Regions from separate parts of the Mus musculus genome. Here region 1 is linked to region 2. The links are chromatin contacts, found by Hi-C or POLR2A ChIA-PET in ENCODE. All regions are on one chromosome and are shown on one strand. Each heading gives the region's core, a stretch centred on a gene start or an enhancer-like site at or near the end of the contact. The rest is flanking DNA. Distances are from core to core; before and after follow the strand shown. Region 1 overlaps Pdzd2 (PDZ domain containing 2). Region 2 overlaps Pdzd2 (PDZ domain containing 2).

What was found. Hi-C counts contacts between places; a loop is a spot of excess contacts on that map. ChIA-PET counts read pairs that join two places held with the same protein, here RNA polymerase II (POLR2A).
Region 1: a loop to region 2 is called in a map of left cerebral cortex, with 2.2 times the contacts of the local background. The contact joins two enhancer-like sites. A Hi-C loop is called at or near these places in 3 of 37 maps with a recorded cell type or tissue (gastrocnemius, heart and left cerebral cortex). POLR2A ChIA-PET finds 5 or more read pairs at or near these places in 1 of 5 experiments (embryonic stem cell).

The regions. Positions count from the first base shown.
Region 1 is chr15:12,500,875-12,503,791 of GRCm38, forward strand. All of the region lies in intron 3 of Pdzd2 (PDZ domain containing 2), which reads right to left. Among named protein-coding and RNA genes, the nearest start is that of Gm52211, 10 kb to the left of the region's middle. Within about 2 kb of position 1,469, at least 2 of the 3 ENCODE cell types and tissues checked have a DNase peak (open chromatin) inside an H3K27ac peak, as active enhancers do; they include gastrocnemius and heart, where a contact is called at or near this core.
Region 2 is chr15:12,374,439-12,377,407 of GRCm38, forward strand. Pdzd2 (PDZ domain containing 2) reads right to left here. Exons shown (of 26, transcript NM_001081064.2): 21 at 1-1,942. Among named protein-coding and RNA genes, the nearest start is that of Golph3, 54 kb to the left of the region's middle. Within about 2 kb of position 1,306, at least 2 of the 3 ENCODE cell types and tissues checked have a DNase peak (open chromatin) inside an H3K27ac peak, as active enhancers do; they include gastrocnemius and heart, where a contact is called at or near this core.

The sequences.
Region 1 (2,917 bases), core at 219-2,718, 130 kb after region 2:
AACTTGTTTCTGTGGCTACTCAGCCCTTCCCTCTCTGCGCCCTCTGCTATTGTCTTCCACACGCCCAACAGAGGCAGCAGAAGCCACATGCAGCCTGCAGTTTTCCTGATCTCATGCTAATTCAGCTTTCTGAGTTTACCACAGCTTCATTATGATCAAAAGGTATCAGAGTGTTTCTTCCTCAAGTGGAGAAGGGTGGAGGAAGCTCTTGGAAGAAATCTCTCGAAAGCCACTACCACTCAGTGACTTGTTTGAGCTCAAAGCTCTACTTTCCAGGTACTTATCGCCTTTACCAGGAAGAATCCCCTAGCATCACAGATGCGTCTCTGGTTGTGGGAACTTGACTCACAAACCTGCAGCCTTCTGATGCTGCTGAGGAAGTTGGGTCGTGTACGTAAACCTCTTTCCCGGGGCCTCCAAACAATCAGGTTTTTGTTTCTCCCCCTTCCTTCCCACAAGAAGAATTGCTAGAAAGAAATGGAGGCGATTTCTCATGGGAATGAGTCGAGAGTGACTTCCAGGTCTTAAACCTTATCTAAAGTAGCTAGAAAACAAAGGGCCGAGTAGTGTGCCTGCTGCCCAGAAACAATACAAATTCAGGCAATTAAAGGCTGCCAAGACCTGAACCTGCTGGTATTCCTAATCCTTGGGAGAAGGGTGGGCACTAGGATCAGGCCACTCTGGTTTGTAATCAACTAAGAAAGTGGGTACCCAGGTATGGTGGGGCACCACTGCAATGCCAGCCATTCTTGAAGCTGACCCCGAAGGACCAGGCTCAGTAGCAGCCTGGGCAAGACCATGAATGCAAGGCCAGCGGAAGCTACATAGCAACACTGTCTCAAAAAGCAACAAAATACCAACCAAAGAAATATGTGGGCCTTCAGCAGTTATCAGCGCTGGAGGCATTCATTGCAAATGTAATAGGAGGCAAATAACTCTGGGGGGGGGGCGGGCTTGTTTGGGAAGGAGCAGTCAGAAGCGTTAAGGAACGTAGGAGGGGTCAGCAGCGTTAAGGAAGGGCATTTATTAAAAATATGCACTTGATGCTTTATTTTACCTTGACTGTAACTTCTCTAGAAAAAAAAAGTGAGCTTTACCAAATGACTACAAGGAATTGTAGGAACCTCTGCTTATTAGTAACTATGAAGCCTTCTGAGACAGAGGACAGTGTATTTGCCAAGCCTGGCTTCAGTACTGTAATAACATGGTCGTGGTCACAGGGTGTGCACTGATCAAGTGACGCTATAGTGGTGCGGACTGTCCACATCTCAGTCTCCTCTCTGCCATTCCAGAGTGTGGACATCACTAGCCAGACTACACATGGCTCTCCTGGCTCCAGAAGTTCCCGGCTTAATTGAAAGCGACAACAGGGAAAGAAACGGAACTTTGAGTGCGTAGCAGTGTTAAAGGACTCAGAAGTCAGTGTTGAGCAGTTCCCAGAGGGGCTGCCAGCTCTAATCAGGCCACTGGGTACTTGACGAGGGCGGAACAGAATCACACATCACCCGGGATTTCCCCGGAAGAGAGACATGAAACACTCGCCCAGAGTTGCACAGAGAGGCATCTAATCACCTCCTGGGTCAGTCCATCATCAATAGCTGGGCTGGAAGAGAGCTGCGTCTTCCTTCTCAGGAGAAAAATGAACCAGGTCCTGTTTCCTCTTTTACTGATGAAGGCAAAGAGGAAAAAAAGGTGTAAAGAATAAAGTGGCTGTAAAATTAAGAACAGAAGCCCCAGCTGGCAGAGTTTGCTTCTACTTAACAAGCTGGGGGTGAAACGGTACCTCAGTGGCTAGGAGCACCTGTCGCTCTCGTAGAGGACCTGGGTTTGATTCCCAATACTGGACAGTTCACAATTACTTTTAAGGCCAGTTCCGGGGCCTCTGAGGGCGCCGGCACACACACGTGGTGAGCATGCATACATACATGTAGGCATTTACGCATCCACCACCTCTAAGTACCAGAGAAGCATGGGTGTCATTGTACACGCCAGCTGTAATATAGGAGGAAGAATTCTAAAGCATCCAGAATGCCGCCCATGACATCAGACGCTTCTCTCTGTGTCTCGACTTCCTTTGCTTCTCACCCAGATAACCACGGGAGGCTGGCATTTCCACCTGAGTGTATTAGTGACACATTCTGCTCAAGGCTGCCTTTCCTTTCCTTCCTTTCCTCTAAGGACCTCCCGCCCCTCCCTCCTGGGCACCTCTACTCTAAGCTCTTAAGAAAACTTTCTGCCATTTCTCTTGTCTTTCTGTATGTTCTCCAGTGTGAGCGATGTTATTTCCTGTCTTCCCTAACTCCTAGCAGCCATGGGTTTATAATATGCTCTACCTGGCTGGCGCCAGGCACAATCACACACACACACACACCTACTCCAGTCCTGCGGCCCTGAGGGTTTCCCTGGATCCTAAGAGATCCTGACTATGGCTACCTAGTGTTTGGACCCCAGTTTCCCTTGCCACCTCCACCTGGTAGCCTCTACTTTCCACAGAGGCTGCGGTGCCCCCCTCCCCATCCGAGTGTTGGCACCAGGCTTCACCAGTGCCTTCGAACCCTTGCTAGCGCGTGGCACCCATATCTGCCACAATTCCATGGAGTTTACAAACACACAAATGAGACCACATCTGCTACGGGTGCCAATTCACACAGAGCCGTCTGCGAATTCTGATAGACACTCTGATAAGAGGCTCAAATCTATTTCCCACTCCCATAAGCTGACCACAACAAGCCTGCAGCCCCTCTGTTCCTCAAACCCCTGGACACAAACTTTTAACTTTTTTTTTCCCCTATAAGGAGATCTCCTTATAACCCTGGACTACCCTGGTACTCGATCGGTAGACTACTCCAGCCTTGAACTCACAGAGATCCACCTGCCTCCATTTCCAGAGCACTGTCATTAAAGGCACGCACTGCCG
Region 2 (2,969 bases), core at 56-2,555:
GCCTGGGGTGAAGGCAAGGACTTCCTGTGGTCGGTCCTGCCGCCCTTAGCGGGACTGGCCACAGGTGCCTCCGGACTGGCTTTGCTTTTGCTGTTCAGCCTCTTAAGCTTCGGGCTGCCCTTGGGCTTCTGACAGTTACTTAGTGTTTCCACTGGGCTTTTAGGGGATAGGTCCTTATTTTCTTGACTCTTCTGCCGGGGAGGTGGACTCTTAGGCACAGCCATTCCCTTTCTGTGGCTGGGGTTCACCGTGTTGCCTTTCGAGCCAGGACTCATAGCCAGCATTGAGGGTTGTTCCTTCTCAGATTTGCTCTGCAGATGTGCGCCTTGGCTGTCTTTATTTATGTCTTTAAACCAGGTCATGATAGGCCTCCTGGAGGTCGTTTTTGGTTTCTGTAGCAAGCCGTCCAGGTTGCCGCCCTTGGCAATGTGTAGGTTTGCCAAAACGGCCTCTCCATTCTTAGGGCCCTCGGCCCCCAGGGCATACACACTGCTCATGACATGAGAGGCATCTGCTCCTTTGTCTGGGGTTCCCTCATCCAGCAGGTCCTGTCCCAAACCATTTACCATATCTGGGTTCCTGAGCACAAATGGCGGGTTTCCACAAGGTCTGGTCGTTTGAGAAGGCTGGCTGTCTCCCACGACTGAGCCGGTGCTGCTGACCGCCAAGGTTTCCTCTGCGCACCCGGGCATGTGGCTCCGTGAAGTCTGTACGCCCGCCCAAGTCTCATGCTCCAGAGAGCTTACATCCAGGAAGGAAAATGGCTGGGAAGAGCCCGGGATGCAAGTGTTCGAGGCTCCTGTCATGAAGCAGGCTTTCTCGCAGGCGTCCCCCACCGGCTCCCTCACAGTCTGCTGTACCGAGGGAACTGCGCCGCCTGCAGCCTGGGCAGGAGCTTGGGCAGGCACTGGGGTCTCAGGACAACCACCTGGGGCACAGATTTCTATTTGCTCGTCCTCAGACTCACTGCTACCTTCCTTACGGGAGGACTCATGAGATGGAGGAGCTGGCCAGTTGTTCCTGGCCGCTGCTCGTGGATCTTCAACAAGAGACTCGGGGTCTGAAGACGAGTCTTCAGCATCGCCATACATGGACGAGGGCGAAGGTTCCGAGACGCCGTCTTCGTGGAAACTGCTAAAATTTCTGGAGTAGTTGTTCAGAAAGTTTTTGTTCCCAGCCAACTGTTTGTCAGGATGGACGGAATCCAGAACGGAAGGCTGGAAGGTCCACTGAGGGGGTGGGGGTGAGCCTGTGCCTCCGGTCTTCCCATGGTGGGAACTGCCACCCCCAGCTCCCCCTGGTGGCTGACTCTCAAAAATGTCCTGGTGAGTCCTGCAGTCTGCTCTCTGAGGAGACTGAGAAAGCCACGCCTCCGGGGCTTCCCCAATGAACTTGTCAATGTCTGTCACCGGGCTCTCTGTGCTCCCCGACAGGGTCCCATCAGTAGTCACTGGCACAGAGGGACCGGCGTGTGACAACTTTCCAGATGCTGACGCTGTTTCTTCAAGCAGAGCCCTATCTTTCAAGCTTGTAGGTACGCAGTGTCCTGGAGTTTCCAGGGCCTTGCTGGGACCCGAGGGGTCTCGGCTCCTTTCCTGACCCAGGAGGGAGGGATGAGGGATGGCCGTAGCTCGTGTCTCTCCTATGCTCATGGGGACAGCTGCTCTCCTGGTGCTGGGAGTGCTGTCCCCAGGGCCAGCCCAAGTCCTGCTGGAGTCGGGAAGAGCTGAGGCCTTCTCCCTGGGAGACAGGCTTCTCTGGCTGGCTGGCTTCATTTTAGATACGCCCTGGGACTCAGGCTCCGAGGTCCCGGGAGACACAGGCTGGCTGAGGCTCTCAGGTTGGAGGACTTGCTCGGTGACTGCAGGAGTCTCGCTGGAGTCAGGACGAACTTCCCTGCTCTTCCCTGGGGAAGGGGGATGGTCTGAGGACCCATCCCATCCTGTATAGGGTAGGGGAGAGGAAAGGGAAGTGTAAGCAAACGGGAACCCTCTAGAAGTTCTGCAAACATAAGCCATCTCAATACTGTTTCTCAGAAGTCCACAGCCTGCATCTAGACCTTTGGTTTTTTTCTCTCTCCAATTGTAGAGCGCTCAGATCTAGGAACCACCACCCTGCTTTAATGGCCTTAAAGTAACTGGGACAAGCAGAATGGACATTTAAACTTGCCCATTTCCCTCTTTGTTTGCTTTCAGATAGGAGACACCAGAAATCTTCTGCCTGGGTTTCTTTACCCAAATGTCTCTGCCGTCAGCAGTTCTGGAAAGACAGACACCGTTGGTTGTATTCCTTAGCTTTGGCCTAGACTGGGCAGAGGCTTCGTGTCTTACCTCATTCCAGCATCTATTTATCTGACTATGAGTGACTCGGACTGTACCAAGAAACAGTTCAACCTCCAAACCACAGGGAGGCTTGCTTTTTTTTTTTTTTTTTTTTTTTTGCGCTGCACAGGAGACGGAGCCGACGCTCCAGGTGGGGCCCTTGTTGGTACTGAGCTTCAGCTCGGCTTTGAAGTGACTTGTCCAAACAGGGGATCTGAAAGCCAGTTATTCCAGGAAGCCTTAACGGTAGAGGAAGCTTGAGAGGGGCTCATGAGGGACGGATTGCTCCGAGTGGGGAGGAGAACACCAGGCTGAAAGCACAGAGGCACAAAAGAGCACACAGCTCCGAGAAGCAGGGACCGTTGGAAGGGGGGCAGTTGGGGGGGGCATGGCATGTCACTCAGGGCAGGTGCTGAGAGCCGCTCTGTCCTAGGGTGTCTCCTCAGAAAGCCCAGTAGCATGCACTGCACTCTCTTGGGCTAATATCACTTTGACAAGTGACCCACAAAAGGTCTTCGTATGAGCAGTGTTACCCCAAATGTTAAGTATATGTCCTCAAAGCTTTATAATTATTAATTGGTTTTAAATACAGAGTCTTGGGGCTGGAGAGATGGCTCAGTGGTTAAGAGCACTGACTGCTTTTTCAAA